Linked DNA regions of Homo sapiens: region 2 is linked to region 1. The links are chromatin loops, found by intact Hi-C in ENCODE. Cell type or tissue: endothelial cell of umbilical vein. All regions are shown on one strand. Links, peaks and the distances in the headings refer to the core of each region. The heading gives the core; the rest is flanking DNA.

Region 1 (5,386 bases), core at 150-5,149:
CCTGTTTCTGCCATCTTCTCACATTCCTTCAGCTTAAAATACTTAGTATGCAAGATGCCATATTTTGGGGGAGTGGTTTCTGAACCCCATGAAAACTATTTGCATTGCAGAAAAAAAAAACAGCTTCAATGGGAAACTATGCATCATCTGGTACACTACACCCTTCCTATTATCTGATTCTAGCCTTTCCTTGTCTTTGAGTTATTTTACAACCCTGTATCTTGCAGGTAACTGATAGACATGCACATTCTGCCCTGTCTAATATAGGTTCAATTGACTTCCTCCCCCTACCTGTGGAAAAACTGGTTTTATTCCATTTGCATGCTAATTTCAATATTCCTGATCTTTAAATATGTCTCTTCACATTCTCTTGAACCAGTTATAATATCTTCTGCATTCCGTCTTTGATTAATGGCTAGAATCAAATCTTTAACATGTTCATTTTTATATCTGTATGAGGGTCGTGATTTCACCCTTCTTTTGAAAATTATCTTGTAATGCCATTCTCCCTAGCCTTTATTCATCATTCATTTCCTAACTCTGATAGTTCTTTTTATTTTTAGAGAGGGTGATTATGCTTCCTGAATTCTGCATTTGATGAGCATAAATATTTTTACAGGCATGATGGGCCACAACATTTGGAATTGGGATGTCCCAGAAAATCTGATACGTGTGACTGTACAACAATATTTCTCATAGAACTATAGAGATGGAAAAGGTCTTAAGTTCTTCTTGTCTCCTTCATTACAGGAACAAAACTAATAAAAATCCAGAGAAATGGAGAATTTTTTCAAGATTGCAGAGATTTTGAGTAGTAACAGAATTGTGTATGAACCTGCTGGGGCTCAGAACATGATACTCCAAAGTATGGTGCTTTGGCATGCTGACTACTTTGAACTAAAGGAGATTGAAAGGCCTCAGAAGCAAGGTCTCTCTGAGCTTTTCCTGCTCCCCTGTCCCTCACTTCTTTTTAGTGAGCCATAGAAACCAGAATTCTTCTCCCTCAAAGCAAGCCAAAATCTTAGAAAGGTCACTCCCTCTCTTCTCCCTTGAAGACTACCATTCCATAAGGGTCCTATCCCATACCTGGGAGGAAGAAATGTTACACAGAGAGGCCAAAAAGAATCTAAACAGACAAGCCTTGCTGGGCTCCTACCATTCCCAGTCTATTACCATTAGATCATACTCTTTGGTCCAATCACATTTCCATATGCCTTGTCCATTCTTCATTAAATCTAAGCATAAAAATAAACAGCTTTCCTCGGGTCTTTGGGTCTTCTTTTCTGACAGTTCCCATGTTACGTAAAACTTTGATTGAATACGTTTGTTATGGTTTTGTCTCGTTAATCTCTTTTGTTATAGGAGTGTCCCTTATGATGGATGAGGAAAGTTATTATATCTTTTCTCCCTTGCAAACCCAAGACTGGCTAATTCCGGATTTCAGGGTCTTTTTTACTACAGTAAACTCTTTCTAAAGTGGGGCTAATAATATGAACCTAAAAACTAATGTAACAGTTAAATGACATCTGAATCTGAAGAACCTAATACCATGCCTCACTCATAGCAGAGGCTTCTGGTGTTCTCTCTCAATGAATACAATAAAATGAGAAAGCAAATGGCACCATTTCTGTGTCTGCTTGGTCAGCCAGTCTCGTTAACTCATAGGCACACTTCACATCTCATTTATGTTTCCCAGAATGATTAGACACATAATAAATGCTCGATAAAATTTTGTTGAATAGAATTGATTTGAGCAGAATGAGCAGTTATGTGAAGGAACCACAGCTGATTTTAAACAAAGACTCTTTTAACTCTAGAGATTGAAGGGAGAGCATGTTCTCATTGTGAATTGTACCCTAATCCTTACATCAACCATAAATTCTAAAAATAATCAAACTAGATTTTTGGTGAATGATTTATCATCTAGAACAATTGTGTTTTCTTTTAAATTTAAATTTAAGTTTTTTCTTTTTTTAGAGACAGGGTCCTGCTCTGTCTCTCAGCTGGAGTTCAGTGGTACAATCATAATTCATTGCGGCCTGCAACTCCTGGGCTCAAGCAATCCTCCTGCCTCAGCCTCCCAAGTAGCTAGGACTATAGGTACACACCACCTCACTTGGCTAATTTTTATATTTTTTTTGTAGAGAAGGGGTCTTGCTTTGTTGCTCAGGCTGGTCTTGAACTCTTGGCTTCAAGTGATCTTCCCACCTGGGGCTCCCAATGTGTGGGGATTTCAGGCTTGAGCCACCACCCACCCGGCTGCAATTGTAACCAAATATCCTGACCTACTTTCTGCTGAAAATCACCCTACTTTCCTCTTTACATAGAAATATTATCACAAATCCCTTTGAATGAGCAACTGCCTATTTTAGGAAATCAGTGACTGTACTTATATTGGTTACGGCTTCCTTCCTCAGCAAATATTCCCAGGTTGATCTTCAGTTCAGGCGAATGACGCTGGGCAGTATTCGCAAAGGCCCTCTATAGTATAGATGCCTGAGAGCTCTTTAGGCTGTGTGCTAACAATATTTTGATATACTCTGTTTTTCTCCCCCCTAGCTGTTTCCTTTACTGCCTGAGCTGTTTGGTCATGTCTGAACTGCTGCTGATGAAGCCTTTTCTGGCAGGTTGCCCGGGGAGCAGCTCTCCTGTAGATTCCGCCTCTCTCCAGGAGTTGCCTGCCTTCAGTATAATGGGCAACATTGAAAGCAGCAAGGCGTTCGGTCGACAAGGTCAGAGTGCCTTTCATTCCTGCAATAATCAACCAGTGTAGCTCTTCCTCAGACCTGGGGAGAGAGAAGATAGAGGTCAAAAGAGCAATTACATTTCACATTGACTCCAGAAAAGGCCTGGATCACAAGACTGAAAAGAAAAACGGATTCTAGCCTCATTCTTATCCATTCCTTTTCTGGCCATTTTTGTTATTAACACTGCCCTGAAACCATAACAAGTTTTAGCTTGATGACGTGAAAAACGCATTTTCTGCCTGCAGATGAGATCTTTCTTCTTAGACATTTAGCACTGTCAGCATATTGCAAAAGAATGCAAATGAGCTGCAGGATCTATAACCAGAGACAGTAAGCAAAGGCCATTAATTATGTTTTTAAAAAATGTTAACCCTAGCAGACTGTATAACAAGCAATTGTGCTAATTTCAATCTGTAATCAGTCCCAACATTAGCATAACTTTATTTATTTAGCATTAAGGCAACAATTTAGAGAATATAATTTAGTTGGAAATGTCAGTAATTTTGCAGTGGCAGATTGTTGTTACAAAGCTACCTCTATTTGACCTTACAGCTGCCAGGACTAATTACTTTAATTGCATTAATTGCACTGACCATTCTGGTGTTTAATGTAGTTGCTGTTACTCTTTAACCATTGAGCAGATCAGCCTGGCTGAATTCTCAGTAAAATGGGCCAATGCTCCTTTCTAAATCTCCTTTGATTCTTTTCTGCATTTTGAGAGCCCAGATAATTCACAGATTGCTAGTGTTCTCACTGAGACCATGAATTCTGAGGAGAGCTCTTGAAGGAAATAAAAATCTGTACTATATTACTGTATTTCCTAATGGATTCTTATTGCTCACTGCTGACTCGATTAAAGTACAATTAGTTCACTAATGACAAAGAAATGTGTAAGAAATGTTTGTGTCAGTTTCAACAGTAGATTAAAACTCCTTTATTTCACATTTTGGAATGAATTCCTATGAACAAGTCTGTATTCTTATTTCTGCCTTATAGACTGAACCCATAGCTTTCCCTAGGATTGGACTCAACACAAATTGAAATACACAGCTATGTCCTAATTTAAGATCTATGGCTTTGGGAATCTATAAAATAGATATTTCCTCCTGACAAGGAAAGTTTCACAGGACATTTAATAAATACTTTACTACCAGTGATACATCTATTAGTCAAAATGAAGAGCACTTGAAATATCTTTTTTTTTTTTGATACAGAGTTTCGCTCTTGTTGCCCAGGCTGGAGTGCAATGGCACAATCTTGGCTCACCACAACCTCCGCCTCCTGGTTTCAAGCGATTCTCCTGCCTCAGCCTCTCAGGTAGCTGGGATTACAGGCATGCGCCACCATGCCCAGCTAAATTTGTATTTTTAGTAGAGACGGGGTTTCTCCATGTTGATCAGGCTGGTCTTGAACTCCCGACCTCAGGTGATCTGCCTGCCTCGGCCTCCCAAAGTGCTGAGATTACTGGAGTGAGCCACGGCGCCAGGCCTGAAATATCCATTTTTATACATGAAATTATGGGCTTATGGGGCTTGGGCATGGTAGCTCATGCCTGTAATCCCACCACTTTGGGAGGCTGAGGTGGGAGGATCGCTTCAAACCAGGCGCTTGAGACCAACCTGGGCAACATAGAAAGATCATGCCTCTACAAAAAATAAAAATAAAAAATAAAAAATTAGCTGGGCGTAGTGGCCACACCTGTAGTCCTAGCGACTCAGTAGGCTGAGGTAGGAGGATTACTTGAGTTCAGGAGGTCGAAGTTACAGTGAGCTATGATCATGAACTGAAAACTGGGCAACAGAGCGAGACCCTGTCACTATACACACACACACACACACACACACACACACACACACACACACACACATATATATACACACATACATATATATACACATGTATGTATATACTCCGAAAGTCAGAAAAACTAGACTCAGCCAGTTCATCTGTCTACTGAAAGCAGGCAGCAGCTCCTCCTTGCTTCTTCCAGATGACCCTCAAATCTCTGGTTAAACATTTTAACTTTTTTAATTTTTTATTTTATTATTATAATTTTTTTTGAGAAAGCCAGCTGACTTTTTATTGCTTTGGGGGCAGGGACTCAGGAGTTCTTGGTGGGGCGGGTCCGCTTCCTCTTCACCATTACAGGCTTCCGGCTGTGCAGGGCGCTGGCCCTGCGGATGGCAGCCATGCGCAGGTCAGGGCATACTTGTTCTTCAGTATCGTGTGTCTGATGCTGCTGAGCGTGGCGCGAGCATTCTTGTTGATGGTGGTCCGCACATAGGAGGTGGCAGGCTTCCGCTGGCTGGATCTCCGCTTCATGACCACCACACCTCTGCTGTCGGCTGCAGGCTCCACGCCCACAGTCTTGCGGTGAATCAGCCCTTTTTAGCGAAGGAGTTGCGGGCCTTCAAGTTATTGGGCTCTGTGCTGTCTGTCTACTTCTTCCTCTTGATCAGGAAACTGGAGCAGTTCCTCACGACCATCCATTGCAGATGCGCAGACATGGCGGCGGCTTCTCTCGCAGCGGCCTCAGGGGCAATTTAAAAGGTAACACAGATTACTTTGTTCAACGATTTGAATTCCGAAACATTCTTTAATATAACAATATATATCTATCTGTTTTATTATAACTATTA
Region 2 (5,386 bases), core at 274-5,273, 470 kb after region 1:
AGCTGGATTGGTTAAAGTTCGACATTTGTCTTATTTGAACACAGTTTGACCATTTGGCCACATTTGATTGGTCAAAACTTGGCGATTGGCACAAGTGTAGACTATAGTCTGTTTACACTCCCATTTAGGTTATAGTTCATGCTGTACAGAGAAACATTTAAGCCAGACTTACAATAGGTAAGGAGGCAGCTTTAAGCTAAACTTGATTTAACAAAGGCTAATAAGCCCAGTGTGAAATCTAATCTCAAACTCAAAATTGAATCTGGTATGTACCAGGATTATTTTTCCTTTGTCTTGCTGCTCTGTTTTGGATGCCTTGTGTTCCTTAAATTACCTTTTGAATTATTCTGGTATAGACACCATGATATGATATGTTGTTAATAAATAGTGATCGAGAACTAATTCAAAGAAAACCAAACACAAGCTTTCAGAGATGGAAGTTGGGTCTTGGACTGGTAAGTGGTGGTTAAGTCAGGAAGTCTGGGCTGGGGTGCAGGGATAAGATTTTAAAATAAATAAAAATGAAAACACAAAGGAGAAACCTCATCTTGGGAAGTGTGCACTCAGATTTGGGGAGAGAGGCATTCAGCCTTGTAACTGGTCTCTTGCATGTACTTTTGTTTCCTTACAATCTTATTTTCATATGAAAGCCTGCATGATCTTTTAAAAATGCAAATCACTCCTCTGCTTAAAACATTCCAATAGCTTCTCATTACCCAAAGATAATATCTAACTTCCATTTCATGGACAACTAGGGCCCCTGCTTACCTCTTTGTCCCCAACTTGTACCCTTCTCTGTGTTTCTCACTCTGCTCCAAGTAACATGGGCTGTCGTCTGTCCTTAGTAACACACACTCCCTTTTCACCCTGGGCACTTGCTCTTGTTCTCTCTGTTTGGAGTGCACTTTACACAGACCACAGAGACCAGTCCTGAACTCCTGCCCCAAAGCAGTACCCCTCCCACCACCTCCATCTCTCTCTCACATCTTGGTGGCTTTGCTTCAAGGTGCGGTCACATTCTGAAATTATCATGTTCATTTTCTTCCCGCTCTGGAAGGTGAGCTCTGCAGACAGGACTTTGTCTGGCTTGCACACTCCTGTGCCTTCAGCACATGCACAGCATTCAGCACCCACCGTTTGTCCAGAATGTCCCTTTAAGTAAATAAGAAAAAGCACCCCTCTTGACAGACACCAAGACAGACTGCACCCTACAAGCCCATAGTTCCGTGAATCTCTTTGAGAGATTTAGAACAATGTGTTTTCACATTTTTCACAATCTTAAGACTCCTTTGAGGTGTGCAGGCAGATAGTGGGCTGAATTTCAGCCCTTACTTGTTCTACACAATGGTAGGAGGTGGCCGAAGTATCTGAAATCAGGTAGGCATTCATTAAATATTTGTTTAATAAATGAACTTCAGGGGGTTGGTTGTGTCCATTTTCATCAGTGGAGCACGCTCTCCCTGGTCTGGATGCAGCAAAGAGACTCAGCAGTGAACCGGTGGTATGCTGGTAAATGGGTAACAACTGGATCTTCAGAAGAAACAACAACAGCAACAACAACAACCCTGATTTGTGGTTTTTGTCCATTTGTAGTGTTTGTGGTATAAATAATCAATTGAATACTACTAACATGATGTTAATTGATCACAAAATTCCTGAAACTTTAACAATTGTCTCTTAAGAGCTGGTACAAGCCAGTTACAACCAATCAAACTCTACCCCAGTGTTGAACCCTGGGCACCTCAGATTCTCAGTCAGAGGGAATGACAAATGCTAAAATTCCTTGCAGCAGAGGCAAAGATTGTTTATATACTGTCTGTTGGCATCTTATCGGTCTGAGGATCAGGAAATGGCTTATCTTCCAAGTGGAGGAGGGAGCTCCAACATGTTTTAGAAAATAGGAAGAAAACAAAATTAAGGCTGATACCAGTAAACTAATTCATTGAATCTCATTTTTGTCATCTACAAAATAAACAATTTGGACTGAATTCTCTCTATTTCAATTAAATAGGCTAGTATTCCCTATGCTGTATGAAGATTAAAGTGAGGATTGGGGAAAAGTAAAAACTCTGTGGTTTCCATGTGTGAATGAGTTTGTGGTATGCATGTAAGTATTATATTAATCTTTCTAAGCTAGTTAATAGTATATGTTTTTTTTCCTAGTTGGAATAAAATGATTTAGGTTAAATTTGCCCTGAAACTAAATTGAGACTTAAGAACTTTTCCAAATGCTAAGAACACTGTTTCAATTAATACCTGTCATACTTTTTATTTCTACCAGAGCCTGTAGACTGATTCTCCTCTTCACTTCTCCACATATTCCATTTTACATCCTTTGTTTAATTCTGGACTTCAGGCAAAAGTTAAACACATGCCCAGTATCTCAGACAAACAGAAACCCAAAGTGTCAAGTTGGAGGAGCATAAACCACTGTCATCAGGGGCTTAGTAACAGTTTTAAGAGTTATAATTTCTGACGTTGAGCTATCACTTTTCTGAGCAAACACTAGTGTTGAAATATATTATTACTAGCCCTCTCCCCACTCCAACCACCAGAACAAACATCCAGCTTCCCAGAGAAATTTAAGTGTGCACAGATAAGACAGCAACCCTTTGTAGCAGCCTTTAGACAGGGGACACCAAGCTCTAATAGAGGCTGTCATCCTCACATGAGCCACTGAATCATGTTTATATATAACTTGCATATTAAAAAGCAACAGCCAATGTCAATGGTGCTGATATAAAAATATCTTAATAGCCAGTAACTGACTAATGAATACTACTGTAATAACAGTTTAATTTGAAGAATTCTGACAGCTGGTTGCTTTGTTGAGAGTGGTTTCCAAGGAGTCCTAGTCCCATGCTGAGAACATCTCTAGCCTGCTGATTTATAGCAGCAGTGCAGAACTGTTTAATGTCACCACCTCTCAGCTAAAGTAATAATAAACAGGAATGTTATGGTTTATTTTTCTGTATGAATTGTTCAGGCTCTGTGTGGTAAGTACCAACTCAATAGGAAATAATAGCTGTCATTCTCCTGGGAGTTGTAACTGGAGGTGAGCCTTTCTTCTTTTTATTCCCTTTATTTTTTTTTCTTTTTTATCAACAAGGTTTATATATCAGAATGAATGTAGAAGTTCTTGGTTTTGTGGTGGATTTATTTTATTCTTTTACATAGCTCTTGCTCATCCCATTCTGCTTAGCAAATGTAATTACTCTGGTTAAGATGTAGCTTCCCTATTATTTCTGAACTTCCCAAGATAGTTTAAAGCAGACAGCTAGGGCATGAAATATATGGTTCTACAACTATCTTAATTATACTGCGTGACTCTGTGTTTGATATGAAATAGCAATGTCTGGGAAGTGAACTTAATCTCTACAGATTTAGGACGATTGCCAAAAAGATTCATTGATTTTTTTTTCTTTTGCAGAGCGCAATCTTTTATTGTATAAATGTCAGAAGCTTCAAATTATTAGGAAATGTGTCAAGAAGCTCAAGGTATAATAACATTCTTTAGAGAGCTTGATTCTGAAGACAGTGCAATGAAATGTTCAAAAAGAAAACATGTCTTATGTTCTTAGAGAATAAAGCTCTGGGATTCATTTTAATTTGTCATTTTGAACAGGATGAGGCCTCCACTGGGTCCTTTGATGTGAAAACCCTGGGGATGATATACAGCTATTCCTCGGTCACCCCAGTGTCTTTATAAGCTCCAGATTGCAGAGATGTCAGCAGTCCTGCGAAAGATGATACTGACTTGGGATTTGAGGCTTCAGGGCTGAACTGTAAAAAATCACTGGGATTTGTCCAGGTGATGTCCTGAAGAGCAGGTCATGAAAAGAAGGAGACAATATTATGAGCTGTGTCACCCAGCTCAGAGAGAGCTTCTAGTTGTCCTAAAATCAAGGTGAAATCCTTATCATGAAGCAGTGTATTACTTACTATTTTATTGTAGTAATAGATAACCTACTCAAACCTGCTTAAATAACAAAGAGAATATAGTGGTTCACTTTTCTGAAAAGTTCAGAAGTTGGGTGGGCTTCAGGCATGTGGGATTCATAGATCAATGATATCATGAGAGTCTGAGCTCCATTTCTCATTGTTGTGCTCTACCCTGTGAGTCGGGTTTATTCCTGGCCTAGCTCCTCTGGCCTTATATTCTTACTCTCAACCCCATTGTTTGTCTAAACACCTCAAGGAAAAGTCTGAAGGTAATGCAGATTTGACTATCTCTTTTGTCAGAGAGCCCAGAGTCTCTGATTGGCTTAGCCTCATTCACCCTCTCCAGCTATGGAGCCTGATGGATGCCCACATGGAAATCAGGGCTGTTAGGAAGAGGGCAAGGGATGGCTGTGAGGCAGCCAAAGCAGAATGTTCAGAGATGGGCATGCTCTTCTTTCTGGAAAAGTAAAGTTGCCTCAAAGGCCAGAAGGCACAGATTCTATTGCATACCTCTGCACATCACTGTATTAACATATTTAAACTTGGCTGAACTCTCATTAATCAGTCTCTACTAGTTATTCAGTTTATCTTTCAAGGCTTCATAGCATCAGTTCATCTGAACTTTCCAGATCAGACTTCTGCTATTGCTCAGCTGTAATCCTACTGATATGGATTAGGTGTGTATCCACACCCAAATCTCATGTTCCATTGTAATCCCCAATGTTGGAGAGGGGGTCTGGTGGGAGGTGGTTGGATCACGGGGGCAGATTTCTCATGAATGGTTTAGCGCCATCCTCTTGGTACTGTCATCCCAATAGTGAGTGAGTGCTCATGAGATCTGGTTGTTGAAACGTGTATAGCTCCGACCCCGTTGCTCCTGTGCTAGCCATGTGATGTGCCTGTTTCCCCTTCATCTTCTACCCTTATTGTAGTTTCCTGAGGCCTCCCCAGCAGCTGAGCAGATGCCAGCACCATGCTTCCTATACAAACTGCAGAACCAAGAGCCAATTAGACCTCCTTTCTTTATAAATTACCCAGTCTTTGGTATTTCTTTATAGCAGTGCAAGAATGGCCTAATACACCTACATTCTGACTGGGCTATTCTTATCCTACCTCCATGCCTTTGCTCTTACTCACTCTTCCCCCATTCTTATTTGTTTTTCTCTGACTAATCACATCTGACTCAGCCCTGAAGGTTTATTGGAGGAGGCATATTATAGTGATTTAGAGTGTAGGTGCTGGAGTGAGACTGCGTAGGTTCAGATTTAGCTCTATTGCTATGGAAATTTGCAAGTTACTAAGCCACAGTCAGCCATGATTTCCTTGAATTTAAAATGAGAATATAATGGTACCTAAGTCAAGTGTTGTTGTGAGCATTAAATGAGTTAATATGTATAAAAGAGTTAGGCCAATGCCTGGCACTTGGCAAGAAGTCAATAAACAT

Evidence for each region. Peaks named below come from ENCODE experiments on the same cell type or tissue, not always from the same donor. Only the 100,000 strongest peaks of a DNase experiment are listed, where the experiment ranks them.
Region 2: a loop joins it to region 1, with 13 times the contacts of the local background. A loop is called at or near these places in 1 of 110 quality-filtered maps.

What each region holds. Positions count from the first base shown.
Region 1 is chr5:124,803,978-124,809,363 of GRCh38, forward strand. It overlaps the pseudogene RPL28P3. Among named protein-coding and RNA genes, the nearest start is that of ZNF608, 60 kb to the left of the region's middle. In endothelial cell of umbilical vein, for the core only: no CTCF peak of the experiment used is centred there; a DNase peak (open chromatin) is centred at 2,474.
Region 2 is chr5:125,272,599-125,277,984 of GRCh38, forward strand. All of the region lies in intron 4 of LOC101927421 (a long non-coding RNA gene), which reads left to right. Among named protein-coding and RNA genes, the nearest start is that of LINC02240, 220 kb to the right of the region's middle. In endothelial cell of umbilical vein, for the core only: no CTCF peak of the experiment used is centred there; DNase peaks (open chromatin) are centred at 1,833, 2,853 and 5,153; H3K27ac peaks cover 2,603 bases.